Linked DNA regions of Homo sapiens: region 2 is linked to region 1. A link is a contact called in ENCODE Hi-C or POLR2A ChIA-PET data. All regions are on one chromosome and are shown on one strand. Each heading gives the region's core, a stretch centred on a gene start or an enhancer-like site at or near the end of the contact. The rest is flanking DNA. Distances are from core to core; before and after follow the strand shown.

The links. A loop is a pair of places that touch in the nucleus more often than their neighbours do. ChIA-PET counts read pairs that join two places held with the same protein, here RNA polymerase II (POLR2A).
Region 2: a loop to region 1 is called in a map of posterior vena cava, with 30 times the contacts of the local background. The contact joins the promoter of FBXW8 here to the enhancer-like site in region 1. A Hi-C loop is called at or near these places in 1 of 168 maps with a recorded cell type or tissue (posterior vena cava). POLR2A ChIA-PET finds 5 or more read pairs at or near these places in 1 of 52 experiments (GM10248).

The regions. Positions count from the first base shown.
Region 1 is chr12:112,986,107-112,993,618 of GRCh38, reverse strand. It overlaps OAS2 (2'-5'-oligoadenylate synthetase 2), which reads right to left. Exons shown (of 10, transcript NM_002535.3): 2 at 6,311-6,581. Among named protein-coding and RNA genes, the nearest start is that of OAS2, 11 kb to the right of the region's middle. Within about 2 kb of position 5,263, at least 2 of the 41 ENCODE cell types and tissues checked have a DNase peak (open chromatin) inside an H3K27ac peak, as active enhancers do.
Region 2 is chr12:116,906,849-116,913,828 of GRCh38, reverse strand. FBXW8 (F-box and WD repeat domain containing 8) reads right to left here and starts at 2,879. Exons shown (of 11, transcript NM_153348.3): 1 at 2,474-2,879. The coding sequence starts at 2,791. It also overlaps the pseudogene RPL36P15. RefSeq lists silencers at 2,412-2,671, 2,832-3,051.

The sequences.
Region 1 (7,512 bases), core at 4,014-6,513:
CGTGAGCCAGCTCCCTGGCCCATAAACACATTTAGATAAGAAACCAGGAGAAAGCAGCTAGCTTGTTCCTTTCATACACCCCAGTGGATATTTACTGACTCCCTAGGCATGGTTCTGGGCACTTGGCATGCAGGGAGGTTGACGGAAAGAGCATTCTATCTTCCCCCATAATGATAATAAATAGCTAACGTTTATGGTGTGTTTACTCTAAGCCTTTTATGTACAGTGAAACATACAAGCCTCACAAAACTCTTAGCTGGCAAGTGCAATTGCAATTACTAATTTACAGATGAGGATAATGGAAATACCAGCCAGTCAAGTAAATAGGTACTTCTTGCTTTGGGTCAAAGGCCCTAGGGGGAGAGTTGTAGTGGCACACAGTGGTGGAAAGAGATGCAGAATTGGAGACAGCCAGCCTGGACCTGGTGTAAAAATAGGCCAGATTAGTTAGGCTAATATTTAGTTTAAAAAACAAAACAAAACGAAAAGCAAGTTACCAATTCCCCTGTAGGTTGCTTTTCTCAGAAAGTGACCCTGTGTTTCCTTGCAGAAAAAGGAGCTTATAATAATTTGGAATGTGCAGCTTTACCACCATCTAGTGGCAGCTTCTGGGTAGCACATGTGGGGAAGAGTTTATTTCTCATTCTCACACCATCCTTGCATGATGGGGTGAACCCAGTAGAGGGCGCTCTGGCCAGGTCTCCCAGCATGGCACTTGGAACAGGAAGAGAGGACTTTCCTATGAGAATTATGATGCACCTGTCTCCCTCCTTGACTCCAGCCCTTGTTTGAAGCAGGCCCCCACCCCCAACCCTGAGCATCCTAATGGCCCTGGAATCTAGTTTCTAGTCTGACTGTACAGCTGGCAGGCATAAGTGAGTAGTAGGACCAGGATAAGAACTCAGAACTGCCAACCTCCCAAACTGGTACATGTTTCCCCAAGCCAGGCCACCTTTCTGTGAATGTGAGTTATCAGGATGTCTGTATGTCTCCTCCTTATCAGTGATGCCTGGGCTAATTGTTCTTCATGGTTCCTGGTAACCCAGAAATTCCTTAAAACTATAGGTGATGGAAGGTACTCTGGCCATGGGCTTAGAAGACCTGGGCTTTTCTGTTTCCCCATTTGTTTAATGATGGCTTAAGTTTCAGCTTGGGAATTTTCCCTTCCCCTCCCCTCTCTTCCCCTCCCCTCCCCTTTTCTTTTCTTTCTTTCTTTTTTTTTTTTCTTTTGACAAGATCTTGCTCCGTTGTCCAGGCTGGAGTATAGTGGTGTAATAATAGCTCACTGCAACCTTGAACTCCTGTGCTCAAGTGATCCTCCTGCCTCAGTCTCCCCAGTAGTTAGGAATACAGCTGCATGCCACCACATCTAATTTTTAATTCTTTTGTAGAGATGGGGTTTCACTATGTTGCCCAGGCTGGTCTTAAACTCCTGGCCTCAAGTAATCCTCTTGCCTCAGCCTCCCAAAGCGCTGGGATTATAGGCAAGAACCACTGTGCCCAGCCTGGAATTATTTAAGTTTGTGATTATATGTGCACCTGTACTTGAGACTTTGTGCTTGAGACTATCCATCTATCTACCTCATCCATAAATATATACATATATTTAATATCTATCTATCCATCCATCCATCTACATTCATTTTTCCATCCATTTACCTTCCATCCATTTATCCATCATGCTCCATCCATCCATCCAACCAACAACTATTATTAATAATGAACATTGTACTAGAGACCATAGAAGAACAAGATACTCATGATACCTGTCCTCATGGAGCTTATAGTCTAGGAGAGGAGAAAGCTAAATACATTATTTCCATATAAGTTGTGAAAGGAAAATAAATCTTGGGGCCCCAAAATCACTCGGTTAAAGGGAAAAGTCAAGCTGGGAACTTCTCAGGACAAACCTGCCTCCCATTCTATTCAAAGTCATCCCTCTGCTGAGATAAATGTGTATTTGATTGCCTCCTTTGGAAGAGGTTAATCAGAAACTCAGAGGAATGCAACCATTGGTCTCTTATCTACCTATGATCTGGAAGCCCTCTCCCCACTTTGAATTGTCCCACTTTGCTTCGAGTTGTCCCGCCTTTCCGGAGTGAACCATTGTTCACCTTACATATGTTGATTGATGTCTCAGGTCTCCCTAAAACGTACAAAAGCAAACTGTGCTCTGAGCGCCTTGGGCACATGTCATCAGGACTTCCTGAGGCTGTGTTACGGGTGCGCATCCTCAACCTTGGCAAAATAAACTTTCTAAACTAACTGAGACCTGTCTCAGATAGTTGGGGTTTGCAAAGTGATAAATCCCATGATTCAGACAGCACAAATTGCTACTGGAGCATGTGGAAAGTGGATCTAACCCAGACATAGAGAGCCAGAGGACTTAAAGGATGAGTTGGAGTTATCCAAAAATAAAAGGCTGGGGGAAGTATATTCCAGGCAAAGGAACAGTATAGGCCAAAGTCTCAAGTTGAGCTAGCATCATGTGGGTTTGAGGAGCTCAGGGAAGGCCAGAGTGGCTGAAGCATAGAGAGTTAGTTGGTGGTGAGTGGTACAGCTGGAGAGGTAAGTAAGTAGGGGCTGCCAGATCATCAAAGTCCTGTCCTGCTGAGGAGTTTGATCCTTATCCTTGTAAACCAAAAATAAAATTCTAAGCCTTCCCAACCTACTGAATGAACCCCTCTCTTGGCCAAGGGGAACCCCCAAAGAAACCTGAAAAACTAGCTCAGGTCATGATGGGAAGGGGGAGCTCAGACACCTCATTATACCCTCCTCCCTTTGGAATTCAGGCACAATCGACAAACACTAACATTAAAATAGAGACCCCAAGACTGACAGAACAGACTCTTTGTAGCAGTATGACACCAAATTCCAGCCTAACTCTGGCATCACCTGACAGATAACAGGCCCTAAAGGAAATCAAAAGTATTTTACCCCAAAATATATTTCTTTGACATATATTGGAATGGCCCTGCAAAGCTGTGTCCTGTGGAAAAATTCACATTCTGTGGAGAATCCCCTTCCCCTTCCAGATCTTTTCCTGATTCAGGAGAGATTTTAACTAATCGTCTGACATCTTTAAGGTCTGATAAGGGACATTTACCACCTATTCTCCTTGAAGCCTGCTACCTGGAGGCTTCATCTACATAATAAGAACCTTGTCTTCCACAACTCCCCTTTTCTTAAGCTGAACTCCTTCAACTAACTGCTAATCAGGAAATCTTTATAACCATCTATGACCTGGAAGACCCTGCTTTGAGACATTTTGCCTTTCCAGGCTGAATCAATGCACATCTTATGTGTACTGATTTACGTTTCTGCCTGTAAATTCTGTCCCCCTAAAATGTATACAAATCAAGCTGTAACCTAATCACCTGGGGCACACGTTCTCAGGAACTACTGAGATTGTGTCACAGGTCATGGTCCTCATATTTGGCTCAGAAAAAACCTCTTAAAATATTTTACAGAGTTTGGCCTTTTTGGTCAACTTCCTAAATGCAGTGAAAAGCCATTAGAGGCAGAGTGTGTGACACAATATTTGTGCATGGAAAGAGAGCACCAGCTGCAGGGTGGAGTGAGACAGGAGGCAGGGAGACAATTAGGAAGCCATTGCCCCATCCCTGGTGGTGACGTTGACTAGGGAAGTAGCAGTGGGAAGGGAGAGAAATGATGCAGATTTAGGAGCAAGTTAGGCAGAACTGGCAGGACTTAGTGATGGGCTGTGAGTGAGGAGGTGGGGGAGCTGGAGATACAATCCTGGCTTAGGTATATAAACCAAAAACAAAATTCTAAGCACCCCCAGTCATCTGAATGGACCTCTCCTCTCAGCAAAGGCATTCCAAAGTTGACCTGAAAAACCAGTTCAGGCCATGATGGGAAGGAGGAGCTGGACATGCCTCATGATACCTCCCTCTCTTTTGGAATTAGTGATAGAACAGGCTCTTGTCTGATAAGAAACATTTACAATCTATTCTCTCTGAAGTCTGCTACCTGGAGTTTTCAGCTGCATGATAAAACTTTGGTCTCCACAACCCTTTATCATCATAACCCAGACATTCCCTTCTATTGATGATAACTCTTTCCATCAATTGCCAATCAGAAAATCTTTAAATCTACCAATGACCTGGAAGCCCCCACTTTGAGTTGTCCTGCCTTTCCAAACCAAACCAATGTACATCTTACCTGCATTGATTGATGTCTCATGTCTCCCTAAAATGTATTGTATTAGTCTGTTCTCATGCTGTTAATAAAGACATACCTGAGACTGAGTAGTTTATAAAGGAAAGAGGTTTGATTGACTCACAGTTCCACATGGTTGGGGAGGCCTCACAATCATGGTGGAAGAGCAAGGGACATGTTACATGGTGGGAGGCCAGAGAGAGCTTGTGCAGGGGAACTCCCCTTTATGACACCATCAGATCTCGTGAGATTTATTCATTATCATGAGAACAGCATGGGAAATACCTGCCTCCATGATTCAATTACCTCCCACTGGGTCCCTCCCATGACATGTGGAAATTGTGGGAGCTACAATTCAAGATGAGATTTGGTGGGGACACAGCCAAACCATACCACGTATACAACCAAGCTGTACCCTGAGCACTTTGGGTACATGTCATCAGAACTTCCTGAGGCTGTGTCATGGGTACATCCTTCACCTTGGCAAATATACTTTCTAAATAGATTGAGACCTGTCTCAGATACTTTTGGTTTACAGGTGATAGCGTTGCTGGAAAAGAGGGTCCTGATTCAGATCCCAAGAGAGGGTTCTTGGATCTCATGCAGGAAAGAATTCAAGGCAGGTACAGAGTATGGTGAAAGAAGCAAATTTATTAGAAACGACTTTGTTACAGGGTAGGGCATCCTCAGAAAGGAGAAGGAGGAATGCGCCATTCTTTGTTAGTGTCTTCGTTGATAAGAAATTCTAAGGAGCTGTCATTAAAATTGGAATGTGCAGATGTGCTCACTAAAGGTAGGGGGTATTGGTGCTGTTAAATCAAGTTTAGCCTAAAGCTGCCTCCTTACATATTTTAAGTTTGGCCTAAAATTTCTCTGTACATGGTGAACTATAACCTAAAAGGATGTGTAAACAGACTGCAACCTACTCTTGTGCCAATCACTGAGTTTCGGCCAATCAAAGGTGGCCAACTGTTCAAATCTCGTTCAAATAAGGCCAATGCTGAGCTATAACCAGTCTGGCTGTTTCTGTACCTCACTTTCATTTTCAGTACATCATTTTCCTTTTCCTGTCCATAAATCTTCTTCCACCACGTGGCTGTGTTCAAGACTCTCTGAACCTACTCTGGCTCAGGAGGCTTCTAGATTTGTGAATTGTCTGCTCAGTTAAACTCCATTAAATTCAATTTGGCCAAGAATTTTCTTCTTAACAGTGGTATTGATGACCATTAATCCTTCAACCTAAACCTGCTCATTAATGCTGCCTTTAAGTGGGCTGAACTTTTAGGACACCTGGACATTTTGTAGGCTTAGTGGGAGATGTTTTGTATGGCCTTAAATATTCTGCAATTATAATTGGTGGTCAGCTTAGACTGTGGCTATTTTCAGACCCAAGTATTAAGCCTGTAGGTTCCTTTTGAGTGCCTAGCTACTTGCTTTAAGATGGAGTCACTCTAGCCATCTTTTATTAAACCAGAAGCCTGGTAAGCAGAGGTTACTTTAACAATATGCAAGAGTGTGGGAATGTTTGCTGAGACAGGAGACACAAGAGGTGGGCAGGTCTTAGGGATTTAGGAGTTGGGTTCAAGGCACCCCCTCAAGCTTTGATAGTTATCTATGGAAGGTCGTTGCCTTGATTTTGACCTGGTAGGAAGGCAGACTTCAAATGCTTGCCCCAGCTGGACTTTTCCCAGATGTCTGCCTCATCCTCTTACTCTAACCAACACTGACTCTGGTCAAAACCTGCAAGCATGATCTGCGGACCAGCAGCTCATCATGGAGCTGGCTAGAAATATGAAATCCTGGGCTCTAACTCAGACCTCCTGAGTCAGGATCTGCATTTTAACAAGGTTCCAGGTGATTTATGTGTACAGTATGGCTTAAAAGGCTCTGCCTTAGATTCTAGAATCCAGAACATTTTCTCCAAAGACAATCAGGGTATGGGGGAGAAGTTAGTTCCAGAGAAGAGAGCGAGTCCAGGGTAGAAGGGATTCTTCTCTCCTGAGGGTCTATGGTCTCCCATTTTTTAAAGCAGCAGTGGTATCTATCCCACTCATGGCCTAGAGGTTGCACAGAGCTGTCTGGCACCCGCTTCTTTGGCTTTTCTCTCCTGACACCCAGCAATGCTTACTCAGAGCGTTGAAGGCGGCCAGCACCTCGAAAGAGATTCTCTGATTTTTTGTGAACACCTGGATGGTGAACCCATCAAGGGACTTCTGGATCTCGAAATTGTTTTTCAACCACTTCGTGAACAGACAGAACTTCAGCTTATCCCCAGTTTTATCGAGGATGTCACGTTGGCTTCTCTTCTGATCCTGGAATTGTTTTAAGTCACTGAAGAAGAGGACAAGGGTACCATCGGAGTTGCCTCTTAAGACTGTTTTCCGTCCATAGGAGCCACCCTGCCAGTGACAAAGAAGCAGATATGAGACACTAGATTCTGGGGTTACAGGGATCTCTAGCAGGCAGTGGTATTTCTCAACTCAAGTAAAAGCCAAAAATGGTCTTAACATTGAGTGGCAGGCATCCATTTGCCCCACAAAGACCTGATTGGGATGCTCATAGTAACACTTTTCATACTAGCCCCAACCTGGAGGTGACTCAAATGGCCGCTGGCAATAGAAACGGATTGAACTGCCCCACCTGCCACCAGCACCTGTGCTTACTGTCCCAGGGCCTGAGGATAGGATCGCCTCACCTGCCATTGTTGCTGGTGCCTGTGCGCATCTGGGGGAATGGGGGTAAAACTGTCCCACCTGCGGCCAGCACCTGCACACACCATTAGGGAACCTGAAGACAGGCTCGCCCCACCTGCCACCAGCATCCACATGTGCTGCCCAGGGGCCAGGAGATTAACCCGTCCTCTTTACCACCAGCAGCACAGGCACACACCATCCAGAGGCCTAAGGATGGGCCCACTCTGCCTGCCACTAGTGACCACATGTGTCTCCCAAGGGCCTGGGGACCAGCCTACCCAGCTTGCCATCACTGATGCCTGTGTACACCACTTGAGGGCCTGAGGGTTGGCCTGCTGCTGCCGCTTCCAAACAAGCCACCTGGGGGCCCAAGGACCTGCCTGTTCAGTCCACTGCTGCTACCACTGGCACCCGAACATGTCATCTTGAAGTCTGATACCCTGCCCACCTGGACACACCAGCATTGACACCCACATACACTGCCTGGGGGCCTGAGGACCAGCATGCCTGGCATACTGCTGTCACCACTGGTGCTTGAAGACCAACCTGCCTGATGTCCCTGTTCCCAGCACAGCCTTTCCACAGACTCCATTAACAACTACACTGTCAGCCACTGAGGAGCTCACAGACAACACTG
Region 2 (6,980 bases), core at 1,630-4,129, 3.9 Mb before region 1:
CAGATGTACCCTCCAGATTCTCCAGTATGCAGGTCCCTTCTATTTTCAGAATACTACAGACCCTTGAACAACATGGGTTTGAACCGCGTGGGTCCACTTGTATGCAGGTTTTTTCCATAAACGTTGCATCGAATGTGCCTGCCTCTCCTTGCACCTCTGCCACCACTATGACAGCAAGACCAATCCCTCCTTCGTAGCAGCAGCAGCAGCCTACCCAGCATGAAGGCAATGAGAATGATGGCCTTTGTGATGAGCCACTTTCACTTAATGAATAGTAAATACATTTTCTCTTATAATTTTCTTAATGACACTTTCTCCTCTAGCTTACTTTATTATAATGCTACAGTATATAACACACAGAAGATACAAAATATGTGTTAACTGACTTATCTATAAGGCTTCTGGTCAACAGTAGGCTATTCGTAGTTAAGTTTTGGGAGAGTCAAAAGTTATACACAGATTTTTGACTGCAAGGAGGTCAGTTCTCCTAACCCCCCAGGTTGTTCAAAGGTCAACTGTACATGATTTGCTTCTTTACTATTTTTGGCATCAATGCCTATACCTCTAAGGTGTTACAAATGGAAAGCCTTGAGAATCAGGACCTTAAACCAAAGGAGGCTATACAGTAGAGTATAATGTCTTAAACTTGCCTGATCATACCAGTCATCAGATTTCAGGGCCCCTTCCCTGGTGATGGAGTTAGCAGGTCTGGGGAGGGCCCAGAACCTATATTATAACCAAGCCTCAAGTGATTCTTATGCCAACTCAAGTTCACGTGGTGAAACTTGGAGTTGAAAAGACCTGGATCCAAATTCAATCCCCAGAATCTATCAGTGGGGTAATGCTGGGCAAGTTACAGAGAATCTCTGAGTTTCTTCATTTGTAAAAGGAGAGTTAAAATCTACCTCACAGGATTGTTATATTCGAATTAGGGCAGAGCACAGGACTAAACACTTGGTAAAAACTCAAATAGTAGCTATTAATGCTATTTGAGTAAACTACATATTACATAAAATAATAGGCCATTATTTCTTGAAACAGCTTGCCACTTAAAAGAATTATTCTCGGCCGGGCGCGGTGGCTCACGCCTGTAATCCCAGCACTTAGGGAGGCCGAGGCGGGCGGATCACGAGGTCAGGAGATCGAGACCATCCTGGCTAACACAGTGAAACCCCATCTCTACTAAAAATACAAAAAGAAATTAGCCGGGCGTGGTGGTGGGCGCCTGTTAGTCCCAGCTACTGGGGAGGCTGAGGCAGGAGAATGGCGTGAACCTAGGAGGCGGAACTTGCAGTGAGCCGAGATCGCGCCACTGCAACTCCAGCCTGGGCGACAGAGCGAGCGAGACTCCGTCTCAAAAAAAAAAAAAAAAAAAAAGAATGATTCTCAATTGGGAGGATCACTTGGGCCCAGGAGTTTGAGACCAGACTGGGCAATACAGGGAGACCTTGTCTCTACCAAAAAATTTAAAAAATTAGCTGAGTGTGGTGGCGCATGCGTGTAGTCCCAGCTACGCGGGATGCTGAGGGAAGAGGATGGCTTGAGCCAGGCAGTTTGAGGCTGCAGTGGGCCGGGAGAGCAACAGTACACTCTAGCCTGGGCAACAGAGCAAGACCCTGTCTCAGAAAAGAAAGAAAGAAAGAAAAAAAAAAAAAAACAGGAAAAAAAAAAGTGGGTTCCCAATTGTAAAGCTGTAGGGACTTCCTTTGGGCCTAATTTAAATCAAACCATTAGAACCTGGAGCCTTGTCCTCTTAACCTGGGAGCCACGGATGCATTTCAGGTGTTCTTGATTTTCCCAACTTTCTGAAGGGGATTATTTTTAACGGACACAGGGTCCCCAGCTTCCTCCAGATTCTCCAAGGTATCCACGCCCCACAAAAAGATAAGAAACTCTATCCTAATGAAAGTGCCCAGGAGATTCTTCCTCCTCTTCTTCCTTTTTTTCTGAGATAATTTTTTTGAATACGTGCACGGTTACAAAAATTAAATAGTGCAAACAGTATACAAAGGTAAAATTACTTCCTATCCATCATCTGGGTCCTCCTTTTCAAAGGCAACCTTTGTTCAAAGTTTAGGTAGCCTTCAAGAGCAGGATTTCTCAACCCCACACTTACTGATATTTTGTCCTGGATAATTTTTTTGTGCGTGGTGTCCTGTACACTGTAGGATGTTCAGGAGCATCTCTGGCCTCTACCCACTAGATGCCCAGTAACATGCACACATACACACCCCGATGAGGCACCCAAAAATGTCTGCAGACACTGCCACATCTGGGGGAACAAAATCGCCCTGGTTGGGAAGTGCTGCTTCCAGAAAGACCCCTATGCAAGCACAAACATTGGTGTTTGTGCGTCTACTCATTTTCTCGGGCAACTAGTGGCACACAGTTACTCTCCAAATCACTGCAGGGGTTTGTCCTGGGGGCGGGGGCCGGCGCAGGCATGGGCGGGGGGGAGGCGACGGCCACTCACCAGGTCGCGGATGAGCTGGTCCACCAGCTGCTCCCCGCCCCCGGCGCCCTCGCGGGCCAGAGGAGAACGTGAGCGGCTCGCTACGTCCTGCCCCTCGGCCCGAGTCGCCCGCGCCGCCGGGGGCCTCCCCGCGCCCTCCAGGAGACGCTGGGCCAGCGCCGGGTCCCCCGAGGCCTGTTCGCCGCGCCCGGAGCCCACCTCCGGCCGCCGAGCCCGCCTCTCGGCAGCCTCGGGCCGTCGCCGCTTCTTCGGCGCCTGGGCCTGCGCCAGCTCCTCCTGCCAGCGCCGACGGAACTCATCCAGGCTGTAGTCGTCCATATTCGCCGCTCCCGGCGCTCCACGTTCTCCTCGGTTCCACCGGGTGCCACGAGACAGTCCCGCCCAGGGAAGTGTCCGCCGCGGCCGGAAGCCGCTGCCGCCGCCGCTCTAGGGTTCCGGGTGGGCGTCCACGCCCCCGCCACGCCCCCGGCGCTGCCCCTGTACGCACGTGGTGGTCCGGCTTGTGGCTTGTGGCGCCCAAAGCAGAGGTTTACGCAGCTGCCCCTCAGCCCGTCAGCTCTGCTGCCTATCACTTTTGCTAAGCTCTGACTTTGCGCCAAGCATTGTTCCTTCATTCAACAAACATTCATTCAGCAACTACTATATGCCAGGCACCAAGAATTCAGCATTTAAATCTGTAAAACAAAACAAAAACTCTGACGTCTTGGAGCATGCGTTTAAGTAGGGAGACTTTAAACAAAGAAATATGAACATTTAAATCAGTGATAGGTATTAGGAAGAAAACAAAATAAGGTAAGGTAAGGGGAGTAAGGATTGATAGTGAAAGTCTGTTTAAGATGTTATTTAAATTAAAATCTAAAAGAGAATCAACAGGTGGATAAAGAAACTGATATATACATATGGTGGAATACTACTCAGCCATAAAAAAGGAATGAATTCATGGCATTCGTAGCAACCTGGATGGGATTGGAGACTATTATTCTAAGTGAAGTAACTCAGGAATGGAAAACCAAACATCGTATGTTCTCACATATAAGTGGGAGCTAAGCTACGAGGATGCAAAAGCATAAGAATGACTTATGGGACTTTGGAACAGGGGAGGGGGACGAGGGGAGGGTGGGAAGGTGGGGAGGGATAAAAGACTATAACTTGGGTTCAGTGTATACTGCTCGGGTGATGCGTGCACCAAAATCTCACAAATCACCACTAAAGAACTTACTCATGTAACCAAATACCACCTGTTCCCAATAACCTGTGGAAATAAAAATTTTTTTTTAAAAATCTGAAAGAGAAACCAGCCAAGGGAAGGTCAGATCTTAGGAGAGAGATTTCCAGAAGGAAATCCAAGGGCTTTAAGATGGGAAAGAAAATGACATACGATGGCGTTCCACTTAAAAATGTTTTCTTTGCACCTGATATTCCCTCAGCAGGGAACTTTTCCCCCCACCTTGACTTGGTTAACTCCTACACATCTTTCATATCTCAACTCACATTTCACTTAATCTTCCAACCTCCACTCAAGAAACATCAGGTATCCCTGTTACTCATTCTCACAGCATCCTGTACTTCTCATCATAATACATAACACAATTTGTAATTTTATTTTTATGTATATATATATATCCCTTCCCTTCTAGATTGGCAACTCTTAGCTTTGAGACTGGTGATTAATACATGCTCAATAAATGGTTTTTTGTTTGTTTGTTTGTTTGGTTTGTTTTGTTTTTGAGACGGAGTCTCGCTCTGTTGCCCAGGCTGGAGTGCAGTGGCGCGATCTCGGCTCGCTGGAAGCTCCGCCTCCCGGGTTCACGCCATTCTCCTGCCTCAGCCTCCTGAGTAGCTAGGACTACAGGTGCCCGCCACCACACCTGGCTAAGTTTTTGTATTTTTAGTAGAGATAGGGTTTCACCATGTTGGCCAGACTAGTCTTGAACTCCTGACCTCAAGTGATCCACCCACCTCAGCCTCCCAAAGTGCTGGGGTTACAGGTGTGAGCCACCACTCCAGGCTCAAAGATGCTCTTGCAATTAACTGTCCCTTATTCCTTGTCTAACTCTTCTTAGTCTCTCAGGCCTCTTCTCTAGAATCACTTCTGTAAATAAACTAGCTGCCTACAAACCCAGGGCTCAGGCTTGCTTACTGTGGGAAACCAGGCTTGGACAACCTTCACTGTAGAAAATTAGAGTATATGGTTGGGCGTATATTCACACCACTACACTCCAGCTTGGGCGACAGTGCGAGACTCTGTCTCAAAAAAACAAAAAAAAGAAAGAGCATCTCTGAGTTGGTCCTACTGTGGCAATTTAGGCTCATTCCATTAGCACCTTCTAAGGAGCCTTAGAACACAGCTCAGAATTGTCCTCCCAAGAGATAAGAGCCAGAAGAGGAAAGCATTTGTCCAGTGACTCTCATCCCCTACTAGAGAAAGGCTAAGCCAAGGAGCTTTAACAACCTCCCACTTCTAGATTGGGTATAAGTAAACGGATTATCATGGATGTTCCGTACCAAGGCAGCAGAGATGCTCTGGGGCAAAAAGCAGGAGGTACACTGTGCAGCTAACAGGAACGACTGTCAGGTTACACGTGCACAAAGCCAGTTGCTACAGCAGTGACTAAGGTAAAAGATGAGTGAAGTGATGCAAGATGGAACATAAGCATCCAATACAAGTAAGCATTCTCTTTTTTTTCCGTAAAGGTTTTATTATACACAGAAGGGGAAGAAGTCTCAGTTCTTCTTGGCAGCCATTCGCTTCCTGGAGGTCAAGATATTGCCCAGCTCCTCTCACTTCTTATGGTGCAGATGTGTGTCCCCGCTCTCTTCTTGATGAACTTGAGGGTCCACTTTTTCTTGGAGACCTTGAACAATTCCAAGGTGCATCACTTATATAGAACAAAGCCACACACCTCTCACATCATGTCCCACACGAACTTTCTGTGCTTGGTGGGGTGCCTGCGGTGGCAGCAGTGGCCATGCTTGCTCACATTCTTGGTCCTCACCTTGTGGCCCTCACTGAGACCCACAGACATGGGAGACCACAGAAACATGGCTGCTGCTCATCAGTGGCTGCTGCCAATAAATATTATTGTAATAAAAATAAAAACGAGCTAATTTTTCCCCATTCCGCTAGCATCCCATTCATCCCATGTGCCTTCCATGTGAAATCCAAAGGTCATACTTACTTTGATTATCTACTTGCAAGTCAAAAGCCAAATATCACTTTTCTGGTATCTCTAGATTTTATGGACCATCTAACACTTAAAACAGAAAGCAAACTGGAATTAAAAAAAATGGGGTCTCACTCTGTCACTCAGGCTGGAATGCAGTGGCATGATCGTAGCTCACTGCAGCCTCGAACTCCTGGGCTCAAGTGATCCTCCTGCCTCAGCCTCCCAAGTAGCTGGAACTACAGGAGCATGCCACTATCTCAGACTAATGTTTAAGTTTTTAGTAGAGATGAAGTTGGTCAAATGGTTGGTCTTGAACTCCTGGCCTCAAGCGATCCTCCCACCTCGGGGGATTACAAGCATTAGGCCCCAAGCCCAGGCTCAAACTGGAAAATTTTAAACACCCAATTTTCCAGGCTCAAACTGGAAAATTTTAAACACCCAAGCTGGTCAAGATCAATTTTAAACACCCAAGCTGGTCAAGACCACCCAAGCTGGTCAAGATCAATGTTTCCTGTTGCCCCTTTAAAAGAACTTTTACAGGGACAGTGCAGGCAGGCTAATGGGACCATTAGTCACCCAGAGAAAATGAAAAAGAGAGAGAGAGAGAAGCATGCTAAGAAGAAGGAAAATATTGTCTTTTTTTTTAGTATTGCCTACCATTCACTGACTATATTTATGTTGATTTTATATCTTTCCAGTAGTAAATTCCTGGACCTCCATTTCCTCAAATGAAAAGTAAAGATAGAAATATCTTTCTTTCAGAATAACTGTAAGACTGATAAAATGCCTATAAAACTCTTAGCATCCATAAAACATAATGTAGGCTTTTAATAAATGATGTCTATGATCCACATTAATACAGTCTTGGCAGATAGAGATTGCATCTAACCTGTGCTCTGTAAGTCTTGTATTCCACAGGGCCCCACCTTTTATCACATTGAGGGTATACTTTTGCAAGCTCAATCTGTTAAAGTTCTTTGTTTGCAAGCAACAGACGCCAAGTCTTTCTACCTTAAGAAAAAGGGAATTAAACTCAGAGGATGGCTCACCAAGTTAAACAAAAAGAGGAATAACCAGACCCTTGGAATGCCAAGAACCAGATCAGATTTAGGGATTTCATCATGGGAACTGTGAACCATCTCTGTAGGATGGGATCGCTGCCTGTCTTTCATTTCCTAGGATTCAAATTCCGAGAGCAGAGGTTCTCAGAATGTAGCCCCTGAACCAGCAATACCTGGGAGCTTGTTTGGAATGCAAATTCTCAGCCCAGACCACTAAATTGGAAACGCTAGGGGTCCAACCCCAGCAATTTTGATTTTAACAATCCCTCCCTGTAATTC